Linked DNA regions of Homo sapiens: region 1 is linked to region 2. The links are chromatin loops, found by intact Hi-C in ENCODE. Cell type or tissue: PC-3. All regions are shown on one strand. Links, peaks and the distances in the headings refer to the core of each region. The heading gives the core; the rest is flanking DNA.

Region 1 (9,849 bases), core at 1,316-9,315, 52 kb before region 2:
CCCACGTGGCGAAACCCCAACTCTACTAAAAATACAAAAATTAGCCAGACGTGGTGGCGTGGGCCTGTAGTCCCAGCTACAAGGGAGGTTGAGGCAGGAGAAAATCGCTTGAACCTGGTTGATGGAGGCTGTAGTGAGCCAAGATAGCACCATTGCACTCCAGCCTGGGCGACAGAGTAAGACTCTGTCTGAAAAAAAAAAAAAAAAGAAACTATACTATTAAACACTGACTCCCTATTTCCCTGTGACTACCATTCTACTTTGTCTCTATGAATGTGGCTACTCTAGGCACTTCATGCAATTGTAATCATACAGTATTTGTCCTTTTAGTGACTGGCTTATTTCATGTAATGTCCTCAAGATTCATCCACATTATTCCATGTCAGAATTTTTCTCTTACTTTAGACTGCTACTTTAATGACAGCCTAAAATGGTCCACAAATTAAGGGACCAACATCAGGAAATCCCAGATATTCCATCAGACGGGCAGGCCCATTTCTCTGGTAGGTTTTTGCCTGATGGGGCTTCAGCCTGGTGTGATTTTTTTTATCTCTGAGTTTATAGACTCAGGCTTGTGTAAACAACTTTCACTGCACAAAGTCAGGGCCACTCAGCATTTCCCCACCACCAGAAGATAAGAGTGTTTGATGTTCTTTATCTTTCACTGCAACTGCTTTGGGAGATCTGGAGAACAGAAAAAGGTAGAGAATCACAACTTTGGAATCTTTTCAGCACTGCAAATTCATTAACAGCATTTTTTAAGCATCACTGAGATATAACTCACATAACATAAAATTCACCCATAAGTATACAATTAAATGGTTTTACTATATTCACAAAGTTGCACAACCATCTCTATTTTCATCAACCCACAAAGAAACCCCAGGCCCACTAGTAGTCACAGCCCCATAGCCCACTCCTGCCCAATAATATGTTTTTAAGCTTTATAATCTAGCTGACAAATATTCATATACTCCTACATGTCCCACAGTACATAGCAAGTACTTAAGAGTCCAATAAACACATCCACTACTATCAAATGCATATATACATATATCACAAATAATCTAAAAAATAATTCTTTCTAGTAAACCTCATGTTCAGAAATTTTGTTATTAGGCATATCCCAATTAACCTGAGATCCAAGTTAGGGGAATAAAAAGGATTTATAATTTTTTTTTTTTTTTTTTCTGAGACAAAGTCTCACTCTGTTGCCCAAGCTGGAGTACAGTGGCACTGTGTCAGCTCACTGCAACCTCCATCTCCTGGGTTTAAGCAATTTTCCTGCCTTAGCCTCCCAAGTAGCCAGGATTACAGGCACCCACAATCACGCCCGGCTAATTTTCATATTTTTAGTAGAGACAGGGTTTCACCATGTTAGCCAGGCTGGTCTCGAACTCCTGACCTCACGTGATCCGCCCGCCTCGGCCTCCCAAAGTGCTGGAATTACAGGCGTGAGCTACTGCACCCGGCCCAAATTTATGATATTTTTAAGACTAGATGTATGCTCCTGAAATGGTAGCATTTTTTTTGTTTGTTTTGGTTTTTATCTTATACAATTAAAACAATTTAAAAGAAGTAACAGTGACTAAGATATGCATTTCAAGACCAGGCATGGTGGTTCACACCTGTAATCCCAATAATTTGGGAGGCCGAGGCAGGAGGATCACTTAAGGCCAGGAGTTTGAGACAGCCTGGGCAACATACTGAGACCCTGTCTCTATTTTTTGAAAAAAAGGAAAAAAAAATATATATGTATGTTATGCATTTCAGGAGAGGGCTCTCCTTTAGGACATCAGGGCTCTTCTTGCTGTCTCATGGGCAAACTATGTCTGTACACCTGCTTTACGCAGATTCCTGCCTCTCTCTTATCAAAGAAACCATGTACAGACGATTACACAACACTTCGTTATGTGTATTTTTGAAAATCCTGATGTTGCATCCTCTTAAATGAAGCAATGAAGACACAGTATATCACAGGCCTTCAAAAAGGTAAATTATTTACTTATCATCACAGACAGCTAAATACTAAACTAAAAACTGATGAGCATTACATGGATTTAAAACTTCTACAGATCTATAACAGTGCAGCTTAGAGGAAAACCTGTACTTCCTCCATAAAGCAGTTTTGAATTAAAGCTCTCCCCTTGCACTCACTCCACTTTGGAGCTGATTTGTCTTGGGATACGTACTGGTGTAATGAGTTCTTGATAGTCAGTAAATCACAGCATACATGCAAGGAACAAAGGAGAAAATGAAATCATTTACTTGGAGATGAGAGAAGTCAACTTTATCAGTGAATTCATTCTATTTTATTTTATTTTACATTGTATTTTATTTTATTTATTTTATTTTGACAGAGTCTCGTTCCGTCAACCCAGGCTGGAGTGCAGTGGCATGATCTCGGCTCACTGCAACTTCCGCCTCCCAGGTTCAAGGGATCCTCATGCCAAGGCCTCCTGAGTAGCTGGGATTACAGGTGTGTGCCACCACACGTGGCTAATTTTTGTATTTTTAGTAGAGATGAGGTTTCACCATGTTGGCCAGGCTGGCTTCCCCCCACCCCCCCCCCCCCGCAAAGAAACACGGTCTCACTATATTGCCCAAGCTGGTCTCAAACCCCTGGGTTCAAGCGATCCACCCACCTCAGCCTCCCAAAATGCTGAGATTGCAGGCAGAAGCCACCGTGCCCAGCCACGGTGAATTAGTTCTAAGTGGAATACAGAGTTTTAACTAAAATTTGGCAGATTATGGGGCCGGGGCAGTGGTTCATGCCTTTAAACCTAGCACTTTGGGAGGCCAAGGCGGGCGGATCACTTGAGGTCAGGAGTTCGAGACCAGCCTGGACAACATGGCAAAACCCCATCTGTACTAAAAATAGCAAAAGAAAAAAAAAATTAGCTGGGCGTGGTGGTGCATGCCTGTAATCCCAGCTACTCAGGAGGCTGAGGCAGAAGAATCTCTTGAACCTAGGAGACAGAGGTTGCAGTGAGCCGAGATTGCACCACTGCATTCCAGCCTGGGTGACAGAGCAAGACTCTGTCTCAAAAAAATAAAAATAAAAATTAGTCAGATTATGGGCAAGATTACTGTGCCAAAGTAGAAATGACTCTTCTCAGTGCTACCAAATTAATTCTAGTCAGAATCAGAGTGGGGAGAACAGAGGAAAAACTGGCAAACTGACACTGAAGCAACATCATCCTTTTCCAAACCAGACTTGCCTGTGCCCCATGGAGAAGGGGATCCACTAACAGCCCACCACCAACCCGGTGATTCTTGAGGGCCAGCCTCCAAGCTGGGTCCCATGGCCACCATCCCGCAGGCAGTGCTCTCTAGATACACTACTGGAGAGCTGTTAAAGACACCGTTAAGGGCTGAGCGCAGTGGCCCACGCTGTAATCCCAGCACTTTGGGAGGCCAAGGCAGGAGAATTGCTAAGGCCCAAGAATTCAAGACCAGCCTAAGCAACACGGTAAGATTCCATCTCTACAGAAAATTTTAATTGACATGGGAGTGCCAGCTACTAGGGAAGCTGAGGCAGGAGGATCACTTGGGCCCAGGAGGTGAAGGCTGCTCCAATGAGCCATGTTTGCGCCAATGCACTCCAGCCTGGGTAACAAGGCAAGACTCAGTCTCAAAAAAAAAAAAAGATACTGCTGAATATTGATTTGTGTCCTCCCAAAAATCATATGTTGAAGTCCTAACTCCCAATAACTCAGAATGTGATCTTCTCTGGAGACAGGGTCTTTATAGAGGTCATCAAGTTAAAATGTTAAGGCTATCAGCATGGTTCCTAATGCAATATAACTGATGTCCCTAAGAAAAGGGGATATTAGGCCAGGTGTGATGGGTCAGTCATGCCTGTAATCCCAGCATTTTGGGAGGCTGAAGTGGGAGGATTACTTGAGGTCAGGAATTTGAGACCAGCCAGGGCAATACAGTGAGATCCCCATCTCCACAAAAATTTTAAAACATAAAAAAATTAGCAAGGCCTGGTGGCACATGCCTATAGTCCCAGCTACCTCAGGAGGCTGAGGCAGGAAGATCAGTTGAGCCTGGAAGATCAAGGCTGCAACGATTCATGATCACACCACTGTACTCCAACCTGGGTGACACAGTGAGACCCTATCTCAAAAGAGAAGGGGAAATTCGGACACAGACATGTACAGAGAGAAGATGACGTAAAGATACTGGGTGAAGACAATCATGTATAAACCAATGAGAGAGGCCTGGGACAGATCCTTCCCTCCTAACCCTCAGAAGGAAGCCACCCTGCCAACATCTTAATCCAGAACTTATAGCCCCCAGAGCTGTGAGACAACACATTTCTGTTGTTTAAGCTGCCTTGTTTGTGGTGCTTTGTCAAGGCAAACTAACACAGACAAGATTTTACATGTAAATAGAATTATACTGCAAATCATATACTGAAACAAAATCAACATTTCCCAAGTTCCACATAATTAGAAAATAATAAGAGTGTGATTACTGCAGTAACCACTACATAATTCCATCATATATTCAAGGAACTCTCTTAGAAGCAAGATGAAGCAAAAAACAACACTGAATTAAGAGCAAGAATCCTCATTCATCTCTGGATTGGACACTCCCAGAGTGTGCTCAAGCACCAGCTGAACAATTAAATTAACCCATCTGTTTCCTCTACAGGATGGAAACAATGTCTATAAAATCACAGTCCTCGAGCCAAGCCTGGTCCAAGCTACTCAGGAGGCTGAGGCATGAGGCTCTCTGGAGTTTGAGGTCAGCCTGGACAACAACAGTCTAAGTAAGAAAGAGGAGGGGGGGAGGGGGAGGGGGAGAAAAAAACACCTTTGCAGTCCTCAGACGTGTTTAAAAAAAAAGCCCAAACACCTGCGATGGCCATGAAGAAAGCACTGTGCTACAGAACACACTGAAAGATACAGAAAGTTTATCAATGAACATTGTCTTTAAAGCAAAATTAAGTATAATATCTATTAAGAAGATTACATTATTCAAGCAATGTAAAACTACAATGTTAATTTTGCCATTAGAACCTCAGCCCTCTAATTTAGAGCCAAAATACCATCCTTCCTCATCTCTATTCAACAAGGAAATAACCAATATATTGCAAAATATGGTAATCTATTATAACACCTTAACACCAACTAGTCTGTTGTAAATTTCAAAATTATTGCCTTAGCACGTCTAATAATTCCAAATAAGAATATCTAGTAATTAATACATAAGAGTCACCAAGCCTACAATTAAACATTAAATGGAGCTGGGCGAGGTGGCTCATGTCTGTTATCCCAGCACTTTGGGAGGCCAAGGCAGGAGGATTGCTTGAGCCCAGTCTGAGAACAGCCTGGGCAACATGGTGAAACCCCATGTCTACAGAAAAATGCAAGAATTAGCCAGGTGTGGTGGCGTGCACATGTGGTCCCAGCTACTCAGGAGATTGAGGGTGAAGGATCACCTGAGCCTGGGAAGTCGAGGTTGCAGTGAGCTGTGACTGCACCCCTGCACTCCATCCTGGGTAACAGTGAGACCATGTCTCAACAAACAAAAACAACAACAACCAGCCAGGCATGGTGGCTTATGCCTGTAATCCCAGCACTCTGGGAGGCCGAGGAGGGTGAATCACTTGAGGTCAGGAGTTCAAGACCAGCCTGGCCAACATGGTGAAACACTGCCTCTACTAAAAATTCAAAAATCACCCGGGTGTGGTGGCAGGCGCCTGTAATCCCAGCTACATGGGAGGCTGAGGCAAGAGAATCACTTGAACCCGGGAGGTTGGAGGTTGCAGTGAGCCAGTATCAAGCCACTGCACTCCAGTCTGGGCAACAGAGTGAGACTTCATCTCAAAAATAAAAACAAAAACATTAAGTGGGCAACCTTAAAAATAACTTCTTAACATATGTTAACATACGCATCTCCAGGCACCATTGTCATTATCATTTTTATTGTCTCTCCACATATCTTGGGACTTAAACTAGGTAAGCTACAAAATTTCCTGACATTTAGTTGTAACTAAATTTTTTTTTAAAAGAGGGGACACGAGAGAGGCACAGCCCATTAAGACACTGATTTTTCTATTACTAGATGTGTCTGAAATGCAGTAACATATCCTTAGTAAGTCAGCTCTGTATATGGTCATATGGCACTTTCAAACACTAATCTCAAATCTATTTATATCAAATGCAGCCAAGCACACACAGCAAACAGATCTTGGAAACCACTTTACAAGCCTGTAAGAAATCAGTGTTGGTCACAGTAGAGGCAAAAGGCAAAGAGCCAGCCATACAATCGCGCATGCACAAGTCATAAAGTTTATAGCAAAGTGTGACTAAAAGTAAATACTCGGTGCAAGGGTTTTCCAATGAGGATGATACAGCTTAGGCAAAAATGTGTAAGATTCAACACGAAACATCTAAGACAGCAATTCCCTTTAGTGAAACCATTGTTTAAGGTACAGGAAAAGACTTTTTTTAAGACTCCTAAAAATCCTTTAGAAATAAACAACTCGGCCAGGCGCGGTGGCTCACGCCTGTAATCCCAGCACTTTGGAAGTCCAAGGCGGGCAGATCACAAGGTCAGGAGTTCGAGACCAGTCTGGCCAACATAGTGAAACCCCGTCTCTACTAAAAATACAAAAAATTAGCTGGGTGTGGTGGCGCGCACCTGTAATCCCAGCTACTTAGAAGGCTGAGGCAGAAGAATCCCGTGAACCTGGGAGGCAGAGGTTGCAGTGAACCCAGACTTGCACCATTGCACTCCAGCCCAGGTAACAGTGCAAGACTCTGTCTCAAAAAAAAAAAAAAAAAAAAAAAAGGAAAAAAAAAGAAACACCTCCTGGCTGAGGACAACTATCACTGAGGTCATCACTGAGCACAGCACAAAGGTCCTATCAAGGACCTGTCAAGGTCCTGTCATGGCAGCGCTGCTTCAGGCTTGCCTTGAGGCACTGCTTCCTCTTTGGCATGGAGATAATCGAATTTGTTTATCAAATTGGCCAATGACATCTGGGAGGGTAAGCCAGATCACAGGCTCAAACAGGGTGAATCCAAGATAGAATTAAAGGCACATTTAAAGTTTATACTGGGGATCCCCTGTCCCTGCCCCTGCAAATACATGCGTGTATCATCTACATGACAAGAGACAAATAAATGGTCCCACTAAACAATGCTGGTGCGTAAATTTGGGGTTGCCTTATTTGAAAAGCAATACTGGCAAAGAGCAACAGTTCAGAGGGAATCATAACAAAGGCTCTGAAAACTACACAAGAGCATACTGGGGATGTTAGTGTGGGAAAAAGGAAAACTGGGAGAAACAGTAAAAAGTGTCTTTATAATCGTAAAGAATATCATGTATAGGGTGGGCTGGCCTTGTGCTCCCTGCAAGGCCCACACTGTGAAAGCTATTCAGGGAGACCGTTTAGTTTATTTCACCAAAGAGCTTTTCTGATCCTCAAAATTGCCCACAAATGGCTTGCCCAAAGAAGTTGGCACACTCTTTGTTTTGGAAGTGTTAAGCATGACGACTTTGGAAACAAGATCTTTTCGAGACATTTGACACTGATAACTTGGCTATCGAGACGGCATGATTTTTCCTGAGTTCCCTGAGAACTCAGAGATATGACTATGTCCTAACCGGGTACCCTAGGACCATTTTCCTCACTGCTTCTTACCTGCAGAGTGGGCAGAGAATATGCACTAGAAGCCAAGGTGCTTTTAAAAATCCAGATGGCTGGCCAGGCGCAGTGGCTCATGCCTGTAATCCCAACACTTTCGGAGGCCAAGGCAGACGGATCACAAGGTCAGGAGATTGAGACCATCCTGGCTAACACGGTGAAACCCTGTCTCTACTAAAAATACGAAAAATTAGCCGGGTGTGGTGGCGGGTGCCTGTAGTCCCAGCTACTCCAGAGGCTGAGGCAGGAGAATGGAGTGAACCCGGGAGGCGGAGCTTGCAGTGAGCCGAGATCGCGCCACTGCACTCCAGCCTGGGCGACAGAGCGAGACTCCATCCCAAAAAAAGAAAAAAAAAAACCCAGATGGCTGCTGAGACCCCAAGAACACCAATTAGAAGCTCCAGGGTCAGACCAAGCCAGAGGGTTTTCAAGAGCTGTATGAGTAGCTGGACTCATTCCTTTACTTTAATCCCAGCACCCTGAGAGGCCAAGGCAGGAGGATCGCTTGAGGCCATGAGTTTGAGACCAGCTGGGCAACATAATGAGACCCTGTCTCTACAAAACATTTTTTAAATCATTAGCCGGGCATGGTGGCACACACCTATAGTCCTAGCTACTCGGTAGGCTGAGGGGTGAGGATCACCTGAGTCCAGAAGTTGGAGGTTACAGTAAGCCAACACTGTACTACTGCACTCCAGCCTGGGTAACAGATCGAGCCCCTATCTCTAAAAAAAAAAAAAAAAAAAATCAATGTAAAAACAAGAAGCTTGGCCGGGCTTGGTGGCTCATCCTTGTAATCCCAGCACTTTGGGAGGTCGAGGCAGGCGGATCACAAGGTCAAGAGATCGAGACCATCCTGGCTAACATGATGAAACCCCGTCTCTACTAAAAATACAAAAATTAGCTGGGTGTTGTGGCGCATGCCTGTAGTCCCAGCTACTTGGGAGGCTGAGGCAGGATAATCGCTTGAATCCAGGAGGTGGAGGTTGCAGTGAGCCAGGAACGTGCTCCATCTCAAAAAAAAAAAAAGCTTTATGAGTGATTCTGACACCACACCCACCGCTGGTTAACCCACTATGCCCTAGAGCTCTAGCCGGGAGCCTCTGTCTATTCCCATAGCTCCTACAACCAGTTTTGTGAGTCCCATGTCCATTTTCTCCAGCCCAGATATACCTCCCAGCTAGCCTTCAGTCCCACATGATGGACATCCTACTGCAAGTTCTCCATCAGCCTCTCCACCTCCACATGCTGCCACACCACTGCCCAACTAATCGTCCAGCGGGAAATGCCTCAAAAGGCCACAAGGCCTGACATTCAAGAGTCTCCCTGACCTGGTCCAAATCTGGGGCCACCTACTCACTAAGTTTATGCCTGTCACACATGTACCCACCAAACAGAAGTATCTGCAATTTGAGGCACAAATTCTATCTCCACCCACTGGCCCAACTCCTAGTGTTCACATGTCTATGATCCAGCCACTTTGCAAAGCACAGCTCAAACATCTTCTGCTACACAAAGGCTGGTACCACCAACAGCCCCAGCACTTCCTCAGGACCTGTCCTCTGTACTTTCCATAGATGTCATGGCTGAACATATGCATTTCTAATCTTGGGTGCTATACACAGTGCTCTTGAAGGTTGGACCTATTTCTCATTTATTCTATTTTATAAGCCTCAAAGGGCCTAAAAACAACCTTGGGAGGCTGGGGACAGTGGCTCATGCCTGTAACCCCAGCACTTTGGGAGGCTGAGATGGGAGGACTGCTTGAGCCCAGGAGTTGGAGACCATCCTGGGCAACAGGGCAAAACCCTGTCTCTATAAAAAAAAATACAAGGCCGGGGCCGGGCGCGGTGGTTCATGCCTGTAATCCCAGCACTTTGGGAGGCCGAGGTGGGCAAATCATGAGGTCAGGAATTCGAGACCAGCCTGGCCAACATGGTGAAACCCCGTCTCTACTAAAAAATACAAAAAATTAGCCGGGCGTGGTGGTGGATGCCTGTAATCCCAGCTACTCTGGAGACTGAGACAGGAGAATCACTTGAAATCGGGAGGCGGAGGTTGCAGTGAGCCAAGATCATGCCATTGCACTCCAGCCTGGGCAACAGTGCAAGACCCCGTCTCACCAAAAAAAAAAAAAGAAAAAAAAATTAGCCGAGCATGGTGGTGTGTGCCTGCAATCC
Region 2 (9,849 bases), core at 1,281-9,280:
ATAGCAGAGGTATTTAAATTGGCTTTAAAAAGGAAAAAAAATATGTTCTAAAATTTCTCTCAAAAATTCTGACAGGCTGGGTGTGGTGGCTCACACCTGTAATCCCAGCACTTTGGGAGGCTGAGGCAGGCAGATCACCTGAGGTCAGGAGTTCAAGACCAGCCCGGCCAACATGGTGATACCCCATCTCTACTAAAAAAAATACAAAAATTAGCTGAATGTGGTGGGTGCCTGCAATCCCAGCTACTCAGGAGGCTGAGGCAGAAGAATCACTTGAACCAGGGAGGTGGAGGTTGCAGTGAGCCGAGATGGCACCACTGTACTACAGCCTGGGCAACAGAGCAAGGCTCTGCCTAAAAAAAAAATAAAAATAAAATAAAATAAATTAAAAAAAAAATATATGACAAACTCAAAGATGATAGGAGTTGGTTACATGGCCGGGCACGGTGGCTCACGCCTGTAATCCCGGCACTTTGGGAGGCCGAGGCGGGCGGATCACAAGGTCAGGAGATCGAGACCACGGTGAAACCCCGTCTGTACTAAAAATACAAAAAATTAGCTGGGCACGGTGGCGGGCGCCTGTAGTCCCAGCTACTCGGGAGGCTGAGGCAGGAGAATGACGTGAACCCGGGAGGCGGAGCTTGCAGTGAGCCGAGATCGCGCCACTGCACTCCAGCCTGGGCGACACAGCAAGACTCCATCTCAAAAGAAAAAAAAAAAAAGAGTTGGTTACATCAGCCTGGTAGCTGGAGGACAGGCTCTTAATAGTTGAACCGATACAATCAGCGGCTGTTCTCTTTGGTCAGTGCCTATTGGCTGCAACTATCACCCTGGTTGCTTCCATTTTGTTCATGGCAATGACAGGAATAAATGGTATAATAACTGAAAGGCAATGTGTTTGGTTGTTAAGTATGTGGGGTGAGAAATCAGCCTGGGCTGGGCACAGTGGCTCACACCTGTAATCCTACCATTTGGAGAGGCTGAGGCAGGCAGATAGCTTGAACGCAGGAGTTGGAGACCAGCCTGGACAACATCACGAAACCCTGTCTCTACAAAAGATACAAAAATTAGCCGGGCATGGTGGTGTATGCCTGTAGTCCCAGCTACTCAAGAGGCTGAGGTGGGAGGATTGCTTGAGCCTGGGAGGTCAAGGCTACAGTGAGCCATGATCAGGCCACTGCACTCCAGCCTGGGCAACGGAGTCAAACCCTGTCTAAAAAAAAAAAAAAAGAAAACCTGTAATCCGAGCACTTTGGGAGGCTGAGGTGGGCAGATCATGAGGTCAGGAGATCGAGACCATCCTGGCCCACATGGTGAAACCCCATCTCTACTAAAAATACAAAAATGAGCTGGGCGTGGTGGCGTATGCCTATAGTCCCAGCTACTCAGGAGGCTGAGGCAGGAGAATCGCTTGAACCCAGGAGGCAGACATTGCAGTGAGCCAAGATCGTGCCACTGCACTCCAGCCTGGCGACAGAGCAAGACTCCATCTCAAAAAAGAAAAAGAAAAAAAAAAGGAAATCAGACTGCCTGTGTTCAAATGTGGGCTCAGATGGTGTGACCCACAGCATATTATCTAAACTGGTTAAACCTCAGTTCTACATCTGGAAAGGGAGGGTAATAAAATCTTACCTTATAGGATTCTTAAAGGGATTAAGTAAACTAAGACATGCAAAACATTGTGCCTGGCACATAATAAAAGCTCATGATGTTAGCTAATATGATTACGTATAAGGATAGTATTTCCATGTTTGGGCACATCCTCAATAATCAAGGAAAGGATGTGTTACCTGTGAGCCTGGAGGTAACCCCGGTTTATAGGACAAGGTGGGGGAGAAAAGCAAATGGCTTTTCCATCACTAGATTTGTCCATCCAACATATCTAGGACCTAATGAGCTGAAATATTTTGTGCAAAGGGCACTACCTGGTACGAGGACTGCAAGATAAACCCCATAGTTCGGTATCTGTGTCCAAGTGAATTTCATCATAGGCTTCTGCATTTCCTCATTACTGTGATAAGAACTGGCCAAGGGAAAGCATATACCTGATGAAAAAATCCTTGATCATCATAATCATGTTACCTTGTATCTCAGACCCTCAAAGCCCTTGACATTAATGCTTACTCTGACCAAGTCATAATTACCTTTCTCCTTTGAAAGATAAAGAAACAAACAACAACAACAACAAAAAAAAAAGTTAAAGAAACCAAACAGATAAATTGAAGAGCTACACTCCCAACTCTTTTTTTTTCTTTTTTTTTGAGACAGAGTTTTGCTCTGTCACCCAGACTGAAGTGCAGCAGTACGATCTCAGTCCACTGCAACCTCCGCCTCCCAGGTTCAAGCGATTCTCCTGCCTCAGCTTCCCAAGTAGCTGGGATTACAGGTGCCTGCCACCACGCCCAGCTAATTTTTGTATTTTTAGTAGAGATGTGGTTTCACCATGTTGGCGAGGCTGGTCTCAAACTCCTGACCTTGTGATCCACCCACCTTGGCCTCCCAAGTGCTGGGATTACAGGCGTGAGCCACCACGCCTGGCCTACACCCTGAGTTTGGGAGAGTAAAGAGTATAGGGAGAAATCCTTCTTTAGTTGTGAGGCTTTCTGTTTTCTCTTTCTTTCTTTCTTTTTTTCATTTTTAGAGATTGGATCTCACTATGTTGCCCAGGCTGGCCTCGAACTCCTGGGCTCAGCGTGGTGTATAGCTGGGACTACAGATTGTGTGTGCCACTGCTCCGAGCTGACTTTTTTTCATTTTTTTTTCTTTTTTCTTTTTTTTTTGAGATGGAGTCTCGCTCTGGCACCAGGCTGGAGTGTAGTGGCGTGATCTTAGCTCACTGCAACCTCCGCCTCCCGGGTTCAAGCAATTCCCCTGTCTCAGCCTCCAGAGTAGCTGGGACTACAGGTGTGCACCACCATGCCCAGCTAATTTTTTTTGTATTTTAGTAGAGATGGGGTTTCACCATGTTGGCCAGGATGGTCTCGATCTCCTGACCTCATGATTCACCCGCCTCAGCCTCCCAAAGTGCTGGGATTACAGGCGTGAGCCACCATGCCTGGCCCTGTTATAATATTTAAAAAAAAAAAATAGAGATGAGGTCTCACTATGTTTCCCAGGCTAGTCTCAAACTCCTGAGCTCAACCAATCCTCCCACCTCAACCTCCCAAAATGCCAGGATTGTAGACGTGAGCCACCACACCTGGCCTATGCATGGAATATTTCTTAATTTTTTTTTTTTTTTTTCTGAGACGAAGTCGCTCTGTCACCCAGGCTGGAGTGCAGTGACATGATCTCAGCTCACTGCAAGCTCTGACTCCCAGGTTCACCCCATTCTCCCGCCTCAGCCTCCCGAGTAGTTGGGACCACAGGCGCCCGCCACCACGCCCGGCTAATTTTTTGTATTTTTAGTAGAGACGGGGTTTCACCTTGTTAGCCAGGATGGTCTTGATCTCCTGACCTCGTGATCTGCCCGCCTCGGCCTCCCAAAGTGCGGGGATTACAGGCATGATCCACTGCACCCGGCCTTATATTTCTTAATTATTTTTAAGAGACAGAGTCTTGCTCTCTTGCCCAGGCTGGAGTGCAATGGCCTGATCACAGCTCACTGAAGCCTCCCCCTCCCAGGGTCAAGGGACCTTCCCACCTCGGCCTCCTGAGTAGCTGGGACTACAGGCACGCACCATCACGCCAGCTAATTTTTTGTAGAGACGGGGTCCCTCCATGTTGCCCAGGCTGGTCTCAAATTCCTGGGCTCTAGCAATCCACCCACCTCAGCCTCCCATAGTGCTGGGGTTACAGGCCAAGCCCAGTCATATTCTTAATTTTATAGTAAAATAAACTGAAAGGCAGATGGTAATTGAAATTTTTTAAACAACTACATTTTAATACTATGAGGATCTTCATCCATAGATGATGGCGTTAGAGCAGGGCCTCAGACCTAAAGCTTCTGAAAACTTAAGTCATGGTAGTAAAGCAGACTCTCACGAACAATTTTGTAGAAAATATTTTGTTTTGAAATAGCAATAACTACTAGAATGGTTTCTATTTTTTAAATTTTTTATTACATATTTTTAAGACAAGGTCTCACTCTGTCACCTAGGCTGAGTGCAGTGGCAGGATCATGGCTCACTATAGCTTCAACCTCCCAGGTTCAATTGATCCTTCTGCTTCAGCCTCCCGAGTAGCTGGGACTACAGGCGTGTGTCACCATGCCCAGCTGATTTATTTATTTATTTATTGAGGCATGGTCTGCCTGTGTTGCCCAGGCTGGTCTCAAGCTACTGAGCTCCAGCAGTCCTCCTACTGTGGCCTCCCAAAGTGTTCGGAGTACAGACATGAGCCACTGCACCCAGCCTAAAATAGTTTAAATAAGGCCTAGATGGATAAAAATAGAATATGACCCTGTTTTGGGCACTATGGAAGGTTACAATGACATTAAGAGAAGACTGAAGAAAGGAGAAAGCAATATAGCACCTCTATATCTAAAAACTGATTTCCCATAGTAATCGAATCAGAAAAAGACAGAAATCAATTTAAGCCTGAGAAACCAAATATAGTAACAATGTTTTAAAACTCTAAGTTATAGCTTCATAAATAAAAAATTCTAAAACCACACAAAACCACTGGGGTCTAAGATGTCTGTTGGTAATTTCCACTTACTATTATTACGTACATATAGGTCACAGTTAAAAATTTTTGTTAATTCTTTCAGTCACGCTACAAAGATGATGCATATATGGTGAATGGAAGCAGTGGAGAATTCTAGCTTCCCTCAAATGAGAAAGAAAAAAAACAAAATCCAAACTTCAACATTTGGATCTTTTTGGCAAAGATATAGGACTCCCAAAGGGCATTTGAAACTAAAAATTAATTAGGCAGGTTGTTCCTCAAATAGTTGGGAAATTTACCGAGTAAACACACATACTGTTTGCTCAGTATGTTTAATGAGTTTGCTCATTAAAGTACTAGTTTATTCATGTCCAATGAAAGAAAGCCCACAGGGGGGACAAAAACCTGAAGAGCAGTTGGTGGTGATGTGTGTGCGTATGTCTGTGTGTGTTTGTGTGTGTTTTGAGATGGATTTCCCATGCTGCCCAGCCTGGTCTGGAACTCCTGGATGTAAGCAATCCTGCCTCTACCTCCAAAGGTGCTGGGATTACAGATGCATGCCACTGTGCCTGGCTAGTTGTTTGTTTGTTTTTTTAACTTCTGAGATATTTTTTCTAGAAAAGACCCCTCAGATAAGGAAAAAAGATTAATTCATTGAACATTTTTTGACCTCTTACTGTGTATCAGGCACTATTCTTTTTTTTTTTTTTTTTTTTTTGAGATGGAGTCTCTCTCTCTCTCGCCCAGGCTGGGGTGCAGTGGCGCGATCTTGGCTCACCGCAAGCTCCGCCTCCTGGGTTCACGCCATTCTCCTTCCTCAGCCTCCCGAGGAGCTGGGACTACAGGCGCCCGCCACCACGCCCGGCTAATTTTTTGTATTTTTAGTAGAGACGGGGTTTCACCGTGTTAGCCAGGATGGTCTCGATCTCCTGACCTCGTGATTCACCCGCCTCAGCCTCCCAAAGTGCTGGGATTACAGGCGTGAGCCACCGCGCCCGGCTTATCAGGCAGTATTTTGAGCGCTCCTAAACTCATTTAATCCTCCTAACACTTCTCATCTTCCCCTGGAAGCGTGGCATAGACTTTACAACGGCAAGCGGCAAGGCAGCCCGAGCTCCCACGTTCACCCTCCTGATCACTACACTACACAGCCTTCGGGCTCAGCCAACCTAGGGTGAGAGGAGTGTCAGACAACTTCAGAGGAAACCACAAGGGTTTCCAGCCACAAATGATTTGCAGTGAATTGATTTGAAATATGTTATTAGAGAGTGTCTTTGTGTGACAGAGATTGTATTCGAGGTTTTTAAATGAGAGAAAAGATTATTTTTATTCAATTGTCTGGGACATTGAACTTTCCAACATTGATTTTGATCAGTCCTTGCAATTAATTTGTGCTCCCTACCCCCACGCTTCTGCTAAGGGCTTTTAGCCATCTATCCCTTAGTTTGAATACAGGTAGGGAGATCCTGAACTTTTTTTGCCATGAGGCATTGACCATGATTATGACCCATCCATAGTGATATTATGTCTTACAGGGGCTTCTAGAAGCAGAGCTGAGGCTGGGAGATTAATGCTGTCCTCAAAGTGAAGAGTCACCACTACTTGTCAAGTCATGTCATCTCTGCAGCCACGTGCATTTTGTAAACTGGGAAGAATAAACAGACATTTCTGACATTTTTGCTTGAGATTTAACCTCAGCGCGTCAAGAGATAGAGAGGGGAACAGAAATAAATAAAATGTGGCTAAATAAGGACTGTTTATCACAAACACAAGGCAGAGATCTGGTGACCATATCTGACTTTGAAATCTGTGTCTCCAGGAAGAGGAACATCACACACCAGGGCCTGATGTGGGGTGGGGGGAGGGGGGAGGGATAGCATTAGGAGATATACCTAATGTAAATGACGAGTTAATGGTTGCAGCACACCAACGTGGTACACGTATACATATGTAACAAACCTGCACGTTGTGCACATGTACCCTAGAACTTAAAGTATAATTTAAAAAAAAAAAAGAAATCTGTGTCTCATGACAACAGCTTTAGGAAAATAGAAATGCTTTTTTGTTCAAGAAAGGCATTCCAGGGAGAAATTGAGCCTTCTTAATAAATACAAGTAAGAGACCTAACAGTGCCCTCAGAATTTCTGTGGAGGCCTTAGTGGTAGCCTAAGCTGGGCTGCATAAATTGTCCATATCAAAGGAAAATTGCTGATGGATATAATTCAGCAATTGTTCTCCCTTGTTCCCTGCTGTGCTATATCCATGCCATAGCTATAGCTACATCCACTCTTTCACTACCTTAAGTACTGAGATCTTATTATATGCATAGCACCATGGAAACTGGGTAAGACATAAAAGAAGAGTTAGATAGATTTCTGGCCTTCAAAACCTTATAAACTAGTTAACGAAAAAAATATTCCCCATAGAACAATTATGTAATGATAACAGACTGTGATTACCCAATCAATAAACCTGTGAAGAATGTGTCAAAATATAAGCCAAAGTCAGAAGAATGTGATAAGATTTGGTCAAGGGCCGGGCAAGGTGGCTCACGCCTGTAATCCCAGCACTTTGAGAGGCCAAAGTGGGCAAGTCACTTGAGGTCAGGAGTTCTAGGTCAGCTTGGCCAACATGGTGAAACCCCATCTCTACTAAAAATACAAAAAAATTAGCTGGGCATGGTGGCTTGTGCCTGTAATCCCAGCTACTCGGGAGGTGTGGAAGGAGAATTGCTTGAACCCGGGAGGCAGAGGTTGCAGTAAACTGAGATTGCACCACTGCACTCCAGCCTGGGTGACAGAGTGAGACTCTGTCTCAAAACAAAATAAATAAAAGATTTGGTCAGGAAGCCTTCAAAGGAGGTGGGATTTAGTTTGATTCTTAAAGGAGAAGGATACGTAAGAGGAATAGAATAGGAAGTTCAGGGAGAAGACAGGTCACTAGCAAAAACTTAAGCACAATCTATTTGCCTGCTAAATCAAACACTTAAAATAGGCTAGGTGTGGTTGGCGCATGCCTGTAATCCCGGCACTTTGGGAGGCTAAGGTGGGTGGATCACCTGAGGTCAGGAGTTCGAGACCAGCCTGGGCAACATGGTGAAACCCCATCTCTACTAAAAATACAAAAATTAGCCAGGCGTGGTGGTGCACGACTGTAAATCCCAGCCACTAGGAAGGCTGAGGCAGGAGAATCACTTGAACCTGGGAGGGAAAGGTTGCAGTGAGCTGAGATTGTGACACTGCACTCCAGCCTGGGCAATAGAGCGAGACTCTGTCTCAAAATAAAAATAAAAATAAAATAAATAAAATAAAAAATAAAATAGGCCGGGTGCCATGGCTCATGCCTGTAATCCCAACATTTTGGGAGGGTGAGGCAGGTGGATCACGAGGTCAGGAAATTGAGACCAGCCTGGCCAACATGGTGAAACTCTGTCTCTACTAAAAATACAAAAATTAGCTGGGTACGGTGGTGCATGCCTGCAATCCCAGCTACTCGAGGGGCTGAGGAAGGAGAACTGCTTGAACCCAGGAGGTGGAGGTTGCAGTGAGCGAAGATCGAGCCACTGCACTCCAGTCTGGGCAACAGAGCAAGGCTCCATCTCAGGAAAAAAATTAAAAAATAAAATAAAATGGAGAAAAATTGACCAGATATGTGAAGGCCAACGTGTTAAAAAAAAATACACTGAGGCTGGGTGCGGTGGCTCACGCCTGTAATCCTAGCATTGTAGGAGGCCGAAGTGGGTGGATCACCTGAGGTTGAGAGTTCGAGATCAGCCTGGGTGGATCACCTGAGGTTGAGAGTTCGAGATCAGCCTGACCAACATGGAGAAACCCGATCTCTACTAAAAATACAAAATTAACCGGGTGTGGTGGCACATGCCTGTAATCCCAGCTACTTGGGAGGCTGAAGCAGGAGAATCACTTGAGCCTGGGAGGTGGAGGTTGCGGTGAGCTGAGATCACGCCATTGCACTCCAGCCTGGGCAACAAGAGCAAAACTCCGTCTCAAAAAAATATATATATATATACTGAAGAGTTAAGATTTTATCTGCAGGGAATTTGGGAACTAGTGGAGTCAGGGCATGACATGAAGAAAAGAGTGTTGGGGCATGGGGTGAGGGTGGAGGGCTGTGTTGTAACACCAACTGGGAAGGATCAGACAAACAAGCTCTGACCATAGTTTGTGAAACTTCCTGTCATTTAGCGAGGGACACATGCAGTGCACAGGATGAGCACTTGTTGGGCACTGGGAAATTTAACTCCAAATCCTTGAACATCACTGGTGCCATGCTTGTACAGCCTGCAGAACTGTGAGCCAAATAAACCTCTTTTCTTCACAAATTTTGCAATTTCGGGTTTCCTTTATAGCAACACAAAACAGACTAACACAGGAGCCAAGGGAGAGCTTTCCCCTTGTCCCTCTGAAGGTTTGCCAAAAAATCAACTAGCATAAGGTAGATTAACTGAAGAAAAGGCAAACAAATTTATTTAACGTGTATACACGAGAGCCTTCAGAATGAAGACTCAAAAGTACAGGGGAAAATGTCCATTTTATGCTTGGGTTCAACAAAGCACAGAGAGCCATGTAAAAATATAATTGGACAAAAAGGGTCTGATCAAATGCTAGTAGACTGAGTGGGGAAACCCAGCAAGGCCTGTCTGCCTAGATTCTTCCTGGCCTCTCTGAGCATGCATTCCTTCCTTCTGGGTTTGGGGCAGGACCCTTGTTGACCTACAGTCAAACAAGTTAGGTCAGGTGATTTCTTTATGGATAGCTTTTACAAAGAAAGGGGGAGGGAAAGTCTGGGTAATATTTTTAGGTTTTATGGCTGGCTTTGGAGAAAAGGGGTTCTGGTTTCTATGACCTGCCTTGGGGAAGAGAGATTCTAGTTTCGATGACTAGACTTGAGGGAGAATGGGATTGAGAGAAAGGAGGACAGGAAAAGGTCAGAGAAAAACTTTTGCTTCTTAGGCTGCTTCTGAAACCCTCATTTTGGGGTATTGTTTTATGAGCCCTAATAGTTCAAAAACAATCAAACACATTTCAGTCTTCCACTAAGCTTGCAAGGTTCCTGTGATGTGGGTAGTGTAGAAGAAGAAACTTTTCCCTGCATCCTCTTAGGTTCTGTACATGGAGGCCTACAAATTAGATTGACAAAAAACAAATTAACAGGAGAAAAAGATGTATTACATACGCATATGGGAACTTCACAGAAAAAGGAATGAAAGCACAAAGATGCAAA

Evidence for each region. Hi-C counts contacts between places; a loop is a spot of excess contacts. Peaks named below come from ENCODE experiments on the same cell type or tissue, not always from the same donor. Only the 100,000 strongest peaks of a DNase experiment are listed, where the experiment ranks them.
Region 1: it touches region 2 in a loop (4-fold over the local background); 21 of 110 quality-filtered maps call a loop at or near these places.

The regions. Positions count from the first base shown.
Region 1 is chr12:64,647,370-64,657,218 of GRCh38, reverse strand. The region is part of intron 1 of RASSF3 (Ras association domain family member 3); the gene reads right to left. Among named protein-coding and RNA genes, the nearest start is that of MIR548Z, 30 kb to the right of the region's middle. RefSeq lists a silencer at 4,697-4,874 and an enhancer at 8,749-9,472. In PC-3, for the core only: no CTCF peak of the experiment used is centred there; a DNase peak (open chromatin) is centred at 6,288; H3K27ac peaks cover 1,521 bases.
Region 2 is chr12:64,595,511-64,605,359 of GRCh38, reverse strand. RASSF3-DT (RASSF3 divergent transcript) reads left to right here. Exons shown (of 2, transcript NR_187549.1): 2 at 6,144-6,282. It also overlaps a transcript of RASSF3 not described here. Among named protein-coding and RNA genes, the nearest start is that of RASSF3-DT, 9.0 kb to the left of the region's middle. In PC-3, for the core only: no CTCF peak of the experiment used is centred there; no DNase peak of the experiment used is centred there.